Regions from separate parts of the Homo sapiens genome. Here region 1 is linked to region 2. Evidence: chromatin loops called from intact Hi-C (ENCODE). Cell type or tissue: endothelial cell of umbilical vein. All regions are shown on one strand.

Region 1 (8,000 bases), 1.1 Mb before region 2:
CACCATCTTGGCTCACTGCATCCTCCGCCTCCCAGGTTCAAGCAATTATCCTGTCTCGGCCTCCTGAGTAGCGGGACTACAGGTGCATGCCATTACGGCTGGCTATAAATTATTTTATTTCTAAACATTACTTTACCAAAAGAGTAAGTTACACTGTGTCAAAAATTTTCAACTTTTATATAACGGCCATTATGACGTTTAATGTTTTCCTGGAGGATACCTATTTAAATCAGTTACATCCTAGCTTAATCTTCTGTGTGTGTGTGCATGTGTGTGTGTGTTTTGTTTACAATCCACACTAAAATCAAACCACTTCATTTCTCATTGATGTGTGATGGCTGTTCAGCCCATCTTACCTCTGATTCCTTTTCTAACACTAACTGTTTTCTCTGCCAAGTGATTTAGAAGCATAAACCTAGAAATCTAGACTCAGATTATGACCATTTGCAAGCCTAGTAACTTTGATAGTGGGACCCAGTGCACTAAATCAAAGCACAGAAGTGCAAGTTTTTGCCTGACTGGACAGAGAGTTTATAAATGCTACATAATCACAGTGCCAAAAGACAAAGATAAATGATTCAGTGTAAGCCAAATGTTATGTTTTGGTTTGTCTTGAATATAAATGCATGTCTGGGAGAGCCAGAATGGTCTGTTGGAAATAACTTCAAACAAAGACGTGAGCTTGAATCCCAGCTCTGTGTCACATTAAGTGTGAAGTTGTGGATAAAGCAATAGCGTGTCTGTAAATTTAAGATTCTCATCTGTACAAGAGAATAATAATGCTTTTTCCATATGATCGTTGAGAAGAGCAACTATCATAATGCCTGTAGATAGCACATATGCCCTTTGGCATGTAGTATGAAGATAACATGTCATTAAAATAATAGTTTCAGAAAAGAAAATATTTGACAATTATAGGTAAGTTAACCTTTAGGCAGGGGCAGAAATAAAGTCACAATAACCATTACAAAGTGAGCCCCTACTAATTCTCATGGAACTGTAGGTCACAGCTCCTTTTAAATTCTTCCACAGATACGTGTCACATCCATTTAGACATGTGTCATCTTCAATAAAATGGGCTTGCAGAGCCAGGCATTGAAACCCTGTCTCTTTCAGATGAAGGCCCAGAAGACATCAAAGTGGCTCCCTCTATAGGGCAACTCAATTCTGTGAGGATTCTTGACATTCATCCATGGAGCATTTGTATGGAAAGAATAAAGGAGCTGTACACCTCGAAGTTCTTAGTCTGGCTCCTTCCCCCCAAAATGGTCCATTGTCTTTGGATGAAATTTGTGTATCTTGACTCTCATCCTTTCAGTTCACTGTAGGGCACTCAGTCCCTTTTGTAAATGGACAGCAGCCAGTCTTTGCTTCAATGTCCTGGCATATATATATGTGTGTGTGTGTGTGTGTGTGTGTATATATATATATAAAATGGTTAATTATAACATCACTTTAATGACTTGATTATAAGGACTTTTCTATGAATTCTCCCTGCAACATAAGCATTTTCTCTCCTGAGGCATTAACAGCCATTCTTTATGAGATGTAACCAATATTTCTACACTTTGCTTTTTGCAGTGAGAGAGGAAGGCTGAGTTGTGATTTGTTGGGTCTACAGTCTAAGAATAACTATTTTTTAGTTTCCTCTCTTCCTGCTATATACATCAACAGTAAATTTCTCTAGAATTTGGTACTATATTTTTCCCTGGAATTCATTATACTTTCTTCTTTTCCTTGACTATTAATAATGTTCAGGTAAATCTTGTATTCAGTTGTAGACAAGATTCCCATAGTCTTTGTTTCTGATTTTTACCCCCACTGTATTGTATATGCTGACTTAAGCCATTGAACCAAACAATCCCACAATGTACAACAAGCTGGAGTTAGAAACAAGCAAGCCAGAGCTCCATGGAATCTCAGCTCACTGCAACCTCCACTTCCCTGGTTCAAGCGACTCTCCTGCCTCAGCCTCCAGAGTTGCTGGGATTACAGGTGCCCACCAATACGCCTGGCTAATTTTTGTATTTTTCATAGAGACAGGGTTTCACCACGTTGGCCAGGCTAGTCTCGAACTCCTGACCTCAGGTGATCCACCTGCCTTGGCCTCCCAAAGTGCTAGGATTACAGGCATGAGCCATCACACCAGGCCTTGTGTTTGCTTCTATTCAAATCTATTCATCTTGGACCTTTAATTTTCTTTTCTTATATACTCAATCCCACTTTTGTAATTGGAGTTGTTCCTTGCTAATTTTTTTTTCTGGCTTGACTTTGCTTCACTCATGGGATTCTTTTTAAGTATCTCTGCTCCCCCATTCTTTATTTTTTCCCCACATTCATTCAATAGCATTTATTCAACAATTATCTTGCTTTTCCTTTTGCCAATCTTGATGCTTGGCAACACAATGGAAATACAATAAAGAAGACAGGCACATTCTCATACTCTAGAGGATCATACTGATATTAATCCAATAGTCACACATATCAATGTAGATTTCTATAAAGACTTCTATAAAATAAAGAGAAATAATCCTAGGAGAATATTTAAGAGGTAAGCCTGACTTTGTCTGGGGGTATAAGAAAGTCTCTTCTAAGAAAGTAACTTTTAGGCTGAGATGGCAGACATTATCAATGTAAAGGGGGAGAAAGCATCCCAGGTGGATTATCCTGCCTTCTTCTACTTAGCTCTTTAAACAACCTCACTTGGCAGAGTGTCAGCTCCCTGGTATTTAAATCCCCATCTTTCCTAGCTGGGCATGCTAGGACATTATCGAATTCTTGCTTCTTTACCCTTGTTTAGTAGTCTTATTTACCCCCTTTGTTTATTGTATCTTGTCCTATTTTAATTTTTAGAAGTAGGCAGGGAATCAATAATGAAACACTTACTTTATATTTCAAATACTTGAGCCACAAACACCCATCCAATTCCAATATAACTGCCTCAAACTCTACCAATCAACATGTAAACACAGAGAGATCACTAACTTAGAGGATGAAAAGGTAAGAGAATGGAATGTTCATAATAACACTTGCTCCTCCCCGCTGAGTTCAAACGGCTGCTATTCTTTTGAATAAAACAACTTGCAGTCAAGTCTTTCCCTTCAGGCTAGGAGGGGGGAAAACATAGTATTTCTTATAACAAAATCTCATGACAAGGAAGCAATGAAAAGCCCACAGAATTTATTATCCTTTGGTAATGCATGTTTATATAGTTTATACATGAAACTAAACATTACTAATTGGGAGTAATTGAGGAAAACTCCATTTCACTTGAATTTCAAAACTTTTAAATAATGGAAGAATTCCAAAGAAATTCAATTTTACTATTTCAGATACTTTCAGTAACACAAACTACTGCTAAATCTCTGCCAAACTGATTTCCTGCCAGATTTAATAACTAAAGCATTCCCTTCCCTTATATTTGAATGTTTCTTTAAAATGTCCAGGGAGATAAGACAGTATGTTTTCCTCAAAAGGCTTGTAGTCTGGAAAGCAAATAGGCAAACAGGACGCAAGCACACGAACGGGTACAAAAGCCTGAGAAAGAAAGCTGCTGCCAGTGAGGAGCAGAGGCCGTTCTGTGGTGAGTCCAGAAAGAGACCTAAACTGCCTGGAGCCTTGAGCTTGTGGCGTGAGGCACAGTGCTTGCACATGAAGGCTTCATATCAGCCACAACTTCGTGATGAGAGAACACCGTGGGAAGTTTTAGGAGAGAGTCAGGAAGAGCCTCAGAACCTTCTAAGATTCAAAAATGCTAATTTTACAGATGAGAAAAGTTTGGGGATGAGCCTTAGAAATGAAGAAGAGTAAACAGGGGGGAAGAAAAAATTTCAAGTAGATAAAAGAACTGGAGCATAAATCAATAAACAAAACAAATGATGGGAATTATTCGATCTTTGAAGGAACAGGTCTTATTGGACAGATGTATTTGAAACACCTGTTATATTTAAACACCTTGACTTTGAGGGCTTCCTGTGCCTTTTTTTCATCTTTGTAATCTAACATGAACTATTGCAGTGAACTGAATGAGATAAGCCACCATTAACTGTATGTTAAATTGGATTGATTGAAAAGGTGTGTTGAGGTCACAGTGGAAAATTCTGATACCTGCCTTAGATTTGCAGCATTGCCAGACCATTGGGCTCTGTTTTCACTGTGGCATCAGCTACCATCATGTTCTGCAAATGGTTCATATTGACTGTGCCTAGACTGGTACAACCTGGCCTTTGAGGATGGCAACTAATAATATTCATTTATTCAGAAATAGTAATTGGACATCCACCATGTGGGCTTTTAACTAGTTGCTAGGATGAAACCAGTCAAAATAATAATTAAAATAATTCCAATATTTAACTTGTATCTGTCAGAAAATCTTAATTATATTAAAATAAACTCAACAACACTCCTCTCTTTTCCTTCCTTCACAACCTCCTCTCACCTCAGGCTAATGAGAGCCCCTCACTCAAAGCTCTGCTCATCCCTGCAGCCCATCCTTCACTGCATCATCGCTGCTCTTTATCCCTACTTCTCCCGACCCTCTCAGCTTTGTACTACATAGATCAATTTAGTTTTCTTATCTTTCACTTTTTTCCCTTTTCTCAAGCCCCACCTTCCTCTGCTCAGTTTTAAAGATATCTCAAAATTCTAAATTCCATTTTTGCAGGAAGCTATAGACCTTAGAGAGTGGGGAAGGCAAAATCAAGCTAGCAAAAAAAACAAAAACAAAAAGCATTGTCTTGAGAGACTGGGAAGAGTGTGGAGAGGCCAGAGCATTATAATTCCCTCTCTCCCTCCTTCCCTTCCTTCTTTCTATCTGTATACGTTTTACCATATCATAATCTTCTCCCGGTCAGTCTTTGCTCTGTCTCTCTCTCTCTCTCTCTCTCTCTCACACACACACACACACACACACACACAAACACACACAAACACACACACACACTCCAAAATACAATGTGGCTCCCAGAAGTTACAATTATTTCTAATGATAGCACACCTCCTTAGAGGAATATAAATATTCTTAGGTGCCTTTGAAAATATTACCAGATGTAGCCTGTTTATGATCTTCTAAATATCTTTTCTCACAACTGGAAATTGGTGGATGAATGACTCTCTGCAGAAGAAACACACCATCAGCAACCCCACTAAGAATCTCTGTGCATTCACTTGCTAAAGGGTATGTGCTTACCAGATGACAACCCTCCCAGTTTCCAGCTGCCACTAGATGTCTCTCCTAGCCAATATTGAAACCCAACCACACTTCCCATCCTTCCTGGGGTCTCTGATGTGTAAATAGATAGATACTCTGGGGTGCCTGCCCAGCCCCACCACAGTGTTAGCAAATTAGAGGGGCCTATTTCCAACCTGGGAATGATCCTGTCTCTGGACATCTGTGTGTCTCTGATGGAGATTAAGGAACCAGTTTACTCACAGTGAATCAGTCATGGCTTCTTGGTGGCTTTTCAGAAACACATTTTAGCTGTCTTATCCCAGCCATCCTATCTCCTCACAGGGCTTCCGGTCTGAACTTCATTAGTCATCCCTACTTTCAAGTCACCATATCTTTCTTTGTCCGCTGTCTGGCTTGTTTTCATCAATGGGAAAACTGAGGGGCTCTGCAGAGTAATAATGTAATCCAAGGTAGTTAATTGAATGCTGTAATAGACACCTGACGGTGACCCCCAATGAGTCACAGCATTGTATAATCCTCCTGCTTTGTATGCTGTGGAAACTGTGACTTACTTCTAATAATATACTATGGCAAAAGAGATAGGATATCATTTCCATAATTATATTATTTGGTAAAGATGAAAGGATTTTTCAAGGTAATTCAAATTCCTAATCCACTGATTTTGAGGTAATTAAAAGGGAGATTATCCTGGGTGGGCCTGACTTAATCAGATGAGCTCTTTTAAAGAGGATCCAGACCTTCCATGAAGTTAAAGGTTCTAAGGAACATAAACTCTCATTCTCATTCTCTCTCCTTTTCTCTCTCCTTACCTCCCTTCCTCTCACCATTCCTCTGAAATCTGCCAACAACCTAAGCAAGCTTAGATGTGGATCCTTCCATGGTGAAACCTCCAAATGGGAACATACTCTGGCCAACACCTTGACCTGAACCTTGTAAATTTCTGAGCTCAGGAAAGTTAATCTGTGCACAGACTCATGATCCACAGAAATTGTGAGATAAGAAATGAGGGCTGTTATAAGCCACTACATTTGTGGTAATTCATTATGTAAAAAAAGTTAATTATTGATATTAAATGCACCCAAATCTATTCAATTAACTGCTTATGAGTAACCAGGAGTCTTTCTTCTGCACACCATTGCATCTTTATGTGCTCCCAGTATTTTTCTAGTCTTAAGTACAAAAATCAAGCATGCTTACCCTCATTGCTATGATACAGATTTATTTTTTAATTTTGGTGTAAGAACCCCATCAGTATCATACATTCATTTCAGTATTCTTCAAAGAAATATCGGCTATATGGTCCCTTAAATGTTTTGTACATAATCAATGACATTTCTTTATCTCTAACCCTCTTTATCATTGTCTTATGGATTAGACAACTTTTTGGGGTTTTTGGAAGTAACTTAATACCTGCAATAAAACTATTGTTTTTTTTTCATAACTTTGTATGTAGGCTATCTCAGTCATTCTCCAGGTTTTAAGTGGGGCTCAGCTGTTCTTCTTCTGGGACCACCTACTTGGCTGTGCTCATCTCAGCAGGGCTGCAGGAGATCCAGAAGACATATGGATGTCCCTCAACATCTCCACTCAGAGCTGACACAAGGTAACTGTTGTCCACATTCCATTTCTCAGAGCAAGTACCCAACCAAATCCAAAGTAAGCAGACAGAAGTTTTCTCCATTCCACAGATGTGGGGGGTGGGGGGGAGGAATACATTTGTTAATAATACAATTTGGTATATTCCTGTGGTATCGGGTTGTGTTTCAACTCTTGGCCTACTTTCTATCATTGAAGTCTTAACTTTAAGTGTACAGGTAACCTGTACCATCATTGTTCCAGAGTCTGTCTGATGGATCATGCAATTTTGATCATGGAAGCAAAAACAAATGTCTTAAACAATTCAGGTAGGACATAACTTCTCTCAATATTCATGTGATATCAATTGGTATCTGTGGCAGTTAGGAGAAAAATAAAACAAAACAAATCACAAGCTCCAAATTGGTATGTCATGATGGATAGGTACTTTGCTGAGTTTTGCTCAAGCTAGAGATCATGCATAGGTTTGTGTTTCTTGTGAAAAATTTGATAATTGACTAGAGTCTTCTTTCAAATGATGAAAATCTTACTAGGATATCATCCTCTTGAAAACTCTTCAGCGTTCCTGTATAATTCCTGATTTGATGGACTCTTCCTCATCAGTTCCATTGTTCCAACAGCTTGGCAGTAAGGATGAAAATACACTTTTGACTCACATTTTTAGTGATGACTTTCATCCTGACTGAGTATGGCTGGGTGCTGGAGCTGAAATGCAAAATCCTGGATGGTAGCCCTCTAACATATTACCCCAAAAAACCAAAAGGATGACTCAACCCCGGAATGATGTTATTTTGAAGAAACACAGTTTGCCAGCCAAATGTATTTTAAGAAACATCCAATTATTTACTTTTGCTTCTCAAAGAACATCAGAGGAATTTCCTATATTAACTTTGGTCACAGAAACTTTTCTGAAACCATCTTCCCGTCTATCTTCTGAACAACCCTCAGATGGTTTTGTTCAATTCACTTCAACCCACGGTATACAAGCCAGCACTACATTCTCATGTCTTATGGCCCCTTCTGTTATGCAGATTTGTCTTCTCTTGCAGGAAATAGCATCCTTGTCCTTCCTGCAAGAATGGAGGGGAAGAAATTGGGAGCAAATCAGGCTACAGGTACATAAGTCTTTTAGCTGATTTGGGGGGCGGGGCAGGAATCTGCAAACACACTTATATTCACAATTTTTAGTCCTCAGCACAGAGTCTTATTAAGG
Region 2 (8,000 bases):
CTCCAGGCTCCTCAGGGACCTGATGTACCCTCACCCATCACCCTCACTCCATCTCACCAGGGACCTGTCTTCCTGTTCAGTCCAGTGCTGTCATGTTCTTTCCCTCTTAAGGATTCCAAAATGGACTGGTTAAAATATGCATGCTGAGTTGTGGGTGACAAATAGTAATGTATGAGCTTGCGGGAGGAAAGACTGAAGTTCTGTTCAGGTCAGCTCTGGGTCCCCTTGGGGGAGGAAAAACTGAAGTTCTGTTCAGGTCAGCTCTGGGTCCTGAGGTGACTGCACTGGGACCCCGGCCCCTCACACAGTCTCAAGTGTAATGACAATACCAATAATGAGAACAGGCCACATGAGATCCAACACACATGGGTACTAGCCAGAGGTCTCACAGAGGCACAGGCGAAACCCACATGCGTGTGAACACGAGCTGGTTAAATATCCAAACCCTCGACAGCTACTGGTGTGCATGCTTGATGGTGCCACAAAGGGAATAACTACAGAAAATGACTTCTAGGTAATAGGTAGCAAGTTCAGAGCTGTTCTATTTCCATCTGAAGCAAGGCCGCCTATAAAACCCTTCACACGCCAGCAGCTCAGAAAGAGGAAGGCATTTGTAACAGGCAGCTGCTGTGGCCATTCATTGCTGAGGGTGTACAGACAAAAAGCCTCCTCCGTGGCCTGAATCTCTGCAGCAAAAAATAGCCACAGAGAATGCTGGGCCTGCAGAAATGCAGTTCATGACAAAACACAGGCATGGGGACCAAGCGGCAGCCGGTGCTGGCCCACAACCAAGTTCTACACAGTCCTCCCACTTTCGCCTCAGATCCCTCTAGTCTCAGGGGAAATCCTTCCTGCAGGTTTGTCCCAGTTGCTCATCTTGTCTGCCTCAAATTCCTTCTCTCCTTTGAGGCTAAGACCTTGGAAAGTAAATCCATAAAGACTTGCTATTTCCACTGTCAGCTCTTCCTCATCCCTGGAGATCAGAGTCCAAGCATCAGCTTAGATGGAGGAAGGGAAGAAAAGAAAGCAGGTTGCCCATATCAAACATTACACCCATGAAGACTCTGACATGCCTCAGGAGGCCTGGATCCTCCCTTGTTCTGCCATTGATCCTCCTTGTGGCCTGGGTCAACCCCTTCCCTCTCTGATCCCTGGGTTCATCTGCTCGTACTCCACAGAGGCAGAGTTCACAGTTCCCTCCCAAATACATATGTGTCCTTAAGGCCAGGAACTATGTACTTTGGAAGATGATGCAAAATTAACGTGTGCTTAATGAAAAAAGTTACTGCTTTTTGAATAGTTCTAAATACTATAGGTATAAGTAACTGTTCCAAATGTATTGCACACATTGCTCAGTTAATTCTCATAGCATCTTGTGAGAAAGGTACTAATTTTGTTTTCGGTTTAGAAAACAGGAAGCAGGAATTTGAGACACAGAGAAGGCAAGTCACTTGCCCAAGGTCACGCAGCTTGGAGTGGTGGAATCATGACTCAAATTCAGGCAGTCTAGTGCAGGGCTACTCTTCACTGCCAGGGCTCTGCCGTTTCTGGAGACACATCCCACCACAGTGGGAATGCAGTAATATGCGGATGTCATTCAGTGCCAGCCTCCCCAGCTGCCCACCTCTCAGCTCCCTCAGACCAATGCAAATCAGGTGACTACAGGGTGGAAAAAAGACTAGGGCTGGGGCCCAGCCGGGCACATGGACACAGATATGCTGGTTGTGAAATTGATGAAATACTTCCAAGCTGGCTGACAAAAAGTCACTGCCCCAATCCACCTACCTGCTGGCCTGGCTGCCAAGCCCCTCCCTACTCCCTGCTCAGGATCCAGCCATTAAAGGGATGACCCTTGGCTTTAGATGGGGCCTCCAGGAGGCACCTACCTATGTGGCAGCTGCAGCCCACAGAGGTTGCTGCAGTGTGTCTGTCAGCCCCGCCCTGGCCCATGGCTCTTCCCAAGTCTGTCAGGTGTTCAGGGGTGACTACGGGGACTGGAGCCTCCAGTGTCCAGCTGAGCCTCTTTCCCTGCCCTCTCTGTGTGGGACCTGACTCCTGGCCAGCTCTGGCCTTTGGTCCCTGGTTTTCCCCCCAGGCTGGTGGTTGGCTGTGCTCCTGGGTGGCATGGTTCCTGCCTGTCCTTCCCTTGGAGCTAGACTCTATTCCTATTTCCCTTGCACGGATCCCGACGCGTAGCCCAGTCTGCCACTGGCACCCCCAGCTGAAGCCACAGCACTCACATCTCTCCCTTTCTTCTCCCCGACACATTGGCCCTTCCAAATTGCCTGGAGTTTCAGGCCTGGTGGCGTAAAGAGCAGCTCTCTCTCTCTGGGAAGGGGATGGGTATCCCTGTGGCCCTTGATTGGTGCCCTCCATCCACCAATATAGGCTGCCCCACTCCTCACTCCCTGCTAGAAGCTCTTTCCCCCATTTAAATCCCATTCGGCATTATTGGAAATCTACTGCATGCCCTGCATTAGTGTGACGTGACTTAGTTGAGAAAATTGCTGTATGCTCAGCTGATGGTAATAACAACCACTTAGCTCTAATAACTGCCTGTCAGACGCTGTCCCTAAGTGCTTTATATTTATTAAGTTAATCCTTACAGTAAACCCATGAGATAAGAATTGTTACCATCTCCATCTTACTGAAGAGGGCTCTGAGACACAGAGAGGTTAAGAAACTCACTGTATCACACAGCAAGTCATAGAAGTGTCTAGATTCAGATCCAGCCCCTGTACCTGCAACTGCCACACTATGGCTGACATGCTACCGTACAAAGGGATGACTATCAGGACAGGAAAGACCTTAGACATACCAATTCAAGTCCAAACAGGAATATTTAAGAAAATGTTTACAATTAATTGGTTTATCCCAAGACTTCCACATCTCAGGGGCAGCTTTGGAGCAAATGAAACTGACCAGCTGCTGGGGAACAGGCCCAGGTTTCCAGGGAGAATCTTCCTTTTTTGGCTACTAGGGGGCTTTCGCCCTGTTCCAGGGAGAGTTCCAGGCTGCTTGGGAGCAGAGCATTCTGGCTGGCCCCAGCCTTGCCCACCAGCCACCCCTGCCTGCCAGCAAGCCCAGGGCCACGCGGCAGCTTTATTCTCTCCAGCAGATGTGTGCGTAGAGGCCGTTTTCTAGGTGAGGACAAACACCCTGTTTCCCAGTCCCCCGGAGAGAAGATGCCGTGCTGGACAGGAGCCCTAGCAGTGCAGAGTCCCCTGCTGGGGACATGCAATTTGGGAAGAAGCCTAGGGCAGACGGTTTCTCCAGCCTCAGCCTGCTCTCCTCGGATACTCAGCTGCGCGGCGCCACCTGCTGGACAGACCGAAAGTCTCCTCTTTGGCGATGGCACCAGCAACCCTGGGCTTCCCTGAGGCCACCTCCCCTGGTCCCCCTCAAGTTCCTCCAACCCTAACCCTGGCCAGCAGGAAGGGGAGATCTTCGCCTTCCAAAGAAAGCTTGTGCCGTGGGCACTGGTCTCCGCATCTGGACATTTCACAGGATCAATCAGTAGCAGGATTGTTCATTTATTTATCTGCATTACTTGTCTTTGTTCTGATTCTCAGGGCTCTGACTTCTCCCAGGTCACTCTCATGTCACTCCTTGCTTAGGGATGCTAATTCTTTAAACTCTTTGAGCCTCAGTTTCCCCATCTATCAGGATGGTGCAGGGCTGTTATGAACAAGAGAAAGTGCCGACCTAGGTTATTGCACACCTGCCTAGATAGAGCCAGGTGCTGGGCTCACAGCATGGTGGCCCCGGGTGTCTGTAGATGTTCTCAAGCGCTCAGATGTTGCTAGAACATACCATTTCCTCTGGACAGGGTGTATATAAGCACTGAGCCCTTTTGAGATGAGGGTTCTGGACAGTTCCCGAACCCTCCTACCCATGGGATTCGAAGAGTGTGAGACTCAAATCAAAGCCCCAGCAAAATAACAAATTCCTACATAACAGTAACTCTCAGAGGAGTAAAATCAATAATATTCACATATTTTAACTCTCAGGAGTAAAATCAATAATATTCACATATTTAACACATATTTATTCACAGTTATTATACCTGAAATGCCCAGGTCTATTCTATTTCACTTAATAAATGTTATTTTTTCCTCTTTTTTGCTCCTTGTTCCCTCTAAGCCTATTCTTTCTTATCTGTTATGGGCTGAATTCATGTTTCATATGTTTTAATATGTGGATATGTGGAGATGAGGCATTTAAAGAGGTGATTAAGTTAAAATGAGGCCATTAGGATGTGCCTTAATCCAATATGACTAGTGTCTTAAAAGAGGAGGAAATGTGAGCACACAGAGACACCAGGGGTGTGTGTGCACAGAGAGAACCATGTGAGGACACAGGGAGAAGGGCTTCTGCAGGCCAACAGAGGCCCCAGGAGAAACCAACCCTGCTGACATCTTGATCACAGACTTCCAGTCTCCAGACCCATGAGAAAATAAATTTGTTATTTAAACCACCTAGTCTGTGGTGTTTTGTTATGGCAGCCCTGGCAAACTAATCTATCATCTTAGTATAATAAAGTCAGTTGCTGCTCAATGAAACAGGACTTTAGCCTACATGGAGGTCAGACAGGAAGCATGATTTTATAATAAAATCATGGGCCTGGATGTGGACTCACACTCACAGAGGGCAGAGCCTGGCATGAACCCACACATCTGGCTTCTCACCACAGTTCCAGGCACAGTGCTGGTCATTGGACCAAGTGGAATTGAATCGTCTACATTGCACAGTCTGGCAGGACCTGCCTGAGGCCCCTGCAAGGTCCCTGCTTGGATTTCTGCTTCTCTTCATCCTTGATAGAGAGTCACCAATTCCCCCTTGCAGAGAAAACTACTCATAAACCACAGTGCAGGGGTCAGGGAAGGGCAGGGTCATGTCTCTGTGGGGCTCTAAAGAGAGGCTGCAGTTTATGACTGTGTGAGATGTTTACAACAGACACATTTGTTTCTCAAACTGCTCTGGGGTTGCTGAAGTGAATTTCCTCTAAAGCTGGAAAGTGCCCATCCATCTGCTTGATGCAGCTTCTCTGGAGGCAAAGAGCAGAGACTCCGCAGCTGCAGTGGATTCCTAGCTGGAGAGGGAGGGCTGATCAATCAAGCCACAACTGGGATGGGTGCTGCAGGTGTCCCTCTACAGGTAAAGTGGCCATTTCTCTGAACCAAAATGCTATTAATTTTTTTAAAAAGGATAAAAAGAGGAAGGAAGGAGGGAAGGAAGGAAAGAGGGAGGGAAGGAAGTAAAGAAGGGAGGGAGGGAGGGGAGTCAGTTCTGAAATGTGAACTTATTTATATAGTTTACCAAAGATTTATAAAATCAATCATATTTTCAGTTTTAATACATTTTGTATTGAAAATAGTATAATTTCATTAAAACATACCAAAATCATTCAAAATCATATCTCATTTAAATCAAGAGTGCCAGGTCTGAGTGTATTAGTCCGTTCTCACACTGCTATGAAGAAATACCCGAGACTGGGTAATTTATAAAGAAAAGAGGTTTAACTGACTGACAGTTCCGCATTGCTGGAGAGGCCTCAGAAAACTTACAATCATGGCGGAAGGCAAAGAAGAGGCAGGCACCTTCTTCACGGGGCAGCAGGTCAGAACGAGGGCAAGCAGGGGAAATGCCAGATGCTTATAAAGCCATCAGACTCTCGTGAGATGAGAAGAGCATGGAGGAGACCACACCTATGATTCAATTACCTCCACCTGGTCCCGCCCTTGACCTGTGATGAGATTTTGGGTGGGGACACAGCCAAACCCTATCACTCAGCTTGAGCCTAAGCTGCATCCAGACCTATTTTGAAGACAGTGAACAGAGGAACAGGGGCTCCTCCTGGGCAGAGAGGGAACCAGGCAGAACAAGCTTGACCCAGGAACAGAGACGGTGCCCAGGGACCCAAGAGGGGTGATCACAAAGACACTGAGGAATCTGTCCTCAGGCCAGCCAATTCCTAAAGGGAACAAAAATTAAATCAGGTAGCAGCAGCCTTTCCCTTAAAAACGCAAAGACCCAGGCGTGGGCAGCACCTAGTTTGTCCTGAGGAGGCAGGTTAGACTCCAAGTATGAATGGATTTGTTTTCTGTGTACTTCCTCTCCCTTCTCACAGGTGCCCTGGGCCACCCCAAGCTGAAACAAGACTCCAAGACACAGATACTGACCTAGGTAAAACATGACCTGCAATGTGTTTTTACCAGGGCAAGTGCTTTTATTTGGTGACAGGGACAGAAAAGGAAAGTGAGGAAGGAGAAAAGTCTTTGCAGTGGGGAGAGGAAGAAAGACCAGGATGCAAAAGGATCGGGGCCCCCAGTGAAAGGGACCAAGCACAAGCTGTGCTGGAGGGCAACGCCCTCATCAACTCCATCCTGCAGCCAACAGCCTCAAATCAGTGTAAACCCCTGTGAACAAATGGTGGGGACTTGGACAACATTGATGGGGATGGGAACACAAAGAGAAAGCCTTGTCCCGGACCAACCGACATGGAATGTCCCTACAATCCAGGGCAATGGTGGGCCCAGTCCCAGTGTCAGTATCATATAGCCCTGGGAGCCAGCAGCAGAGGCAGCACCCATGCCATCGTGCTACAGTGCACTGCAGTGCCGGCCAGCATCAGGAGGCCCTCAGAGCACTAAGCAGGGTACCTGGCAGAAACCTACGGCCCCTGGTAGGAGAGGCTATTATGGTGAGAGCTGGAAGAAGCAGAGAAGCAGGAGGCTCTGGCAGAGGCAGCCACACAGCAGAAAATGGCCAGAAGCAGAGTCGCTTGTGAGCACGTGGGAGAGACACCCTGGAACTCCCAGGAGTGCCTGGACTAAGGAGGGAGGTCCAGGCCTGTGTAAGCCATGCAGACGGCTCCTGGCAGTGTAACCCCATTTGTGCCTCCAACCAGACTGGTGAGGACGGAACACCCTGGGAATAGAACTGGTCTAAGACATGGCTGAAAATGCAGCTCCCCGTTTGGGAAAACCCATCTGCCAAGGTTACGACAGATCTGATGGCAGGGAAACACAATAGCAGGCACATCATAAACTATGCAAATGAAAAAGCAATGTGCAATTTTTAATTCTAGGAAAATGAAAAGATGTACAAGAAGGAAAATGCAATTATAGCACCAACTTGACCCGCAGTGAACAATGTTTTTAATTAAGTTGAGAGGACCTGGGTGGATGAGGAGACTGAAATGAGATGGGGGCAGGAAATAGGCGAGCTGAGTCCACGTCAACCTGATGAGAAGTCAGTAGATAATTGCCAAAAACTGATAAGTTAAGAAGCAGCCGTCAAAACTTGTAATTCAGGGAAACAAAAAATGAACAGTAGAAGAAATAGCTAGAGAATTGAGAGAGGTTGTGTCCAGGGAGCAGGACTGAGTATGATGGGAGAGGGGGCAGCAGGGGCCTGTGAGGCCCTGTGTTCAGCTCTCAGAGTGATCTTGGACTTGTGAACTCCACGCTCTGGGTCTCAGCTTCCCCATTTTTATTATGATGGTGCTGTCGAAGTGACCACTGGTGGCTCACCAGCTCTGCAGTTGCAGGGCTCTGGGCAGGTGGTTATGTGGATGTATGCACAGTGGGTACTGCATGTGAGAATAAACACATTTTTCATGATCATAGTAACTGGGCTGTCACACAGCTGGGCCAGACCAGCCTCAGCACACATCTCAGAATGGCCTTCACACTCAGACACGCATGTGGTTTACTCAGTGCAGCCTGGGCCCTTCCTCAACTCAGCTGAAGAAAACTGTCCTGTCTCCAAGGCCAGCCTCAACCCACCTGCTCCGAGGCTGAGGGCCTGGCCACAGGAAGGCACCTCTGAAAGGGCATCTTGTTCCTACTGGAGTCAGGGAGCCACACTTGGCATGGGTTGCTCTTTACTGCAGGTGTAGACAATCATCCCAGCAGAGGGCACCCCCAGCACCCGAGGCCTCCCCGACCCCATCCTCCATATCCCATCCCTGCAAACGTGCCATGTTAGCCTCTGTC

Evidence for each region. A loop is a pair of places that touch in the nucleus more often than their neighbours do. Peaks named below come from ENCODE experiments on the same cell type or tissue, not always from the same donor. Only the 100,000 strongest peaks of a DNase experiment are listed, where the experiment ranks them.
Region 1: it touches region 2 in a loop (7-fold over the local background); 6 of 110 quality-filtered maps call a loop at or near these places.

The regions. Positions count from the first base shown.
Region 1 is chr10:81,836,388-81,844,387 of GRCh38, reverse strand. No RefSeq gene overlaps it. Among named protein-coding and RNA genes, the nearest start is that of NRG3, 35 kb to the left of the region's middle. In endothelial cell of umbilical vein, a CTCF peak has its summit at 1,149 (motif pointing left); a DNase peak (open chromatin) is centred at 3,467; H3K27me3 peaks cover 318 bases.
Region 2 is chr10:80,695,014-80,703,013 of GRCh38, reverse strand. No RefSeq gene overlaps it. Among named protein-coding and RNA genes, the nearest start is that of LINC02655, 49 kb to the right of the region's middle. RefSeq lists enhancers at 3,008-3,267, 3,074-3,599. In endothelial cell of umbilical vein, a CTCF peak has its summit at 3,332 (motif pointing left); a DNase peak (open chromatin) is centred at 3,293.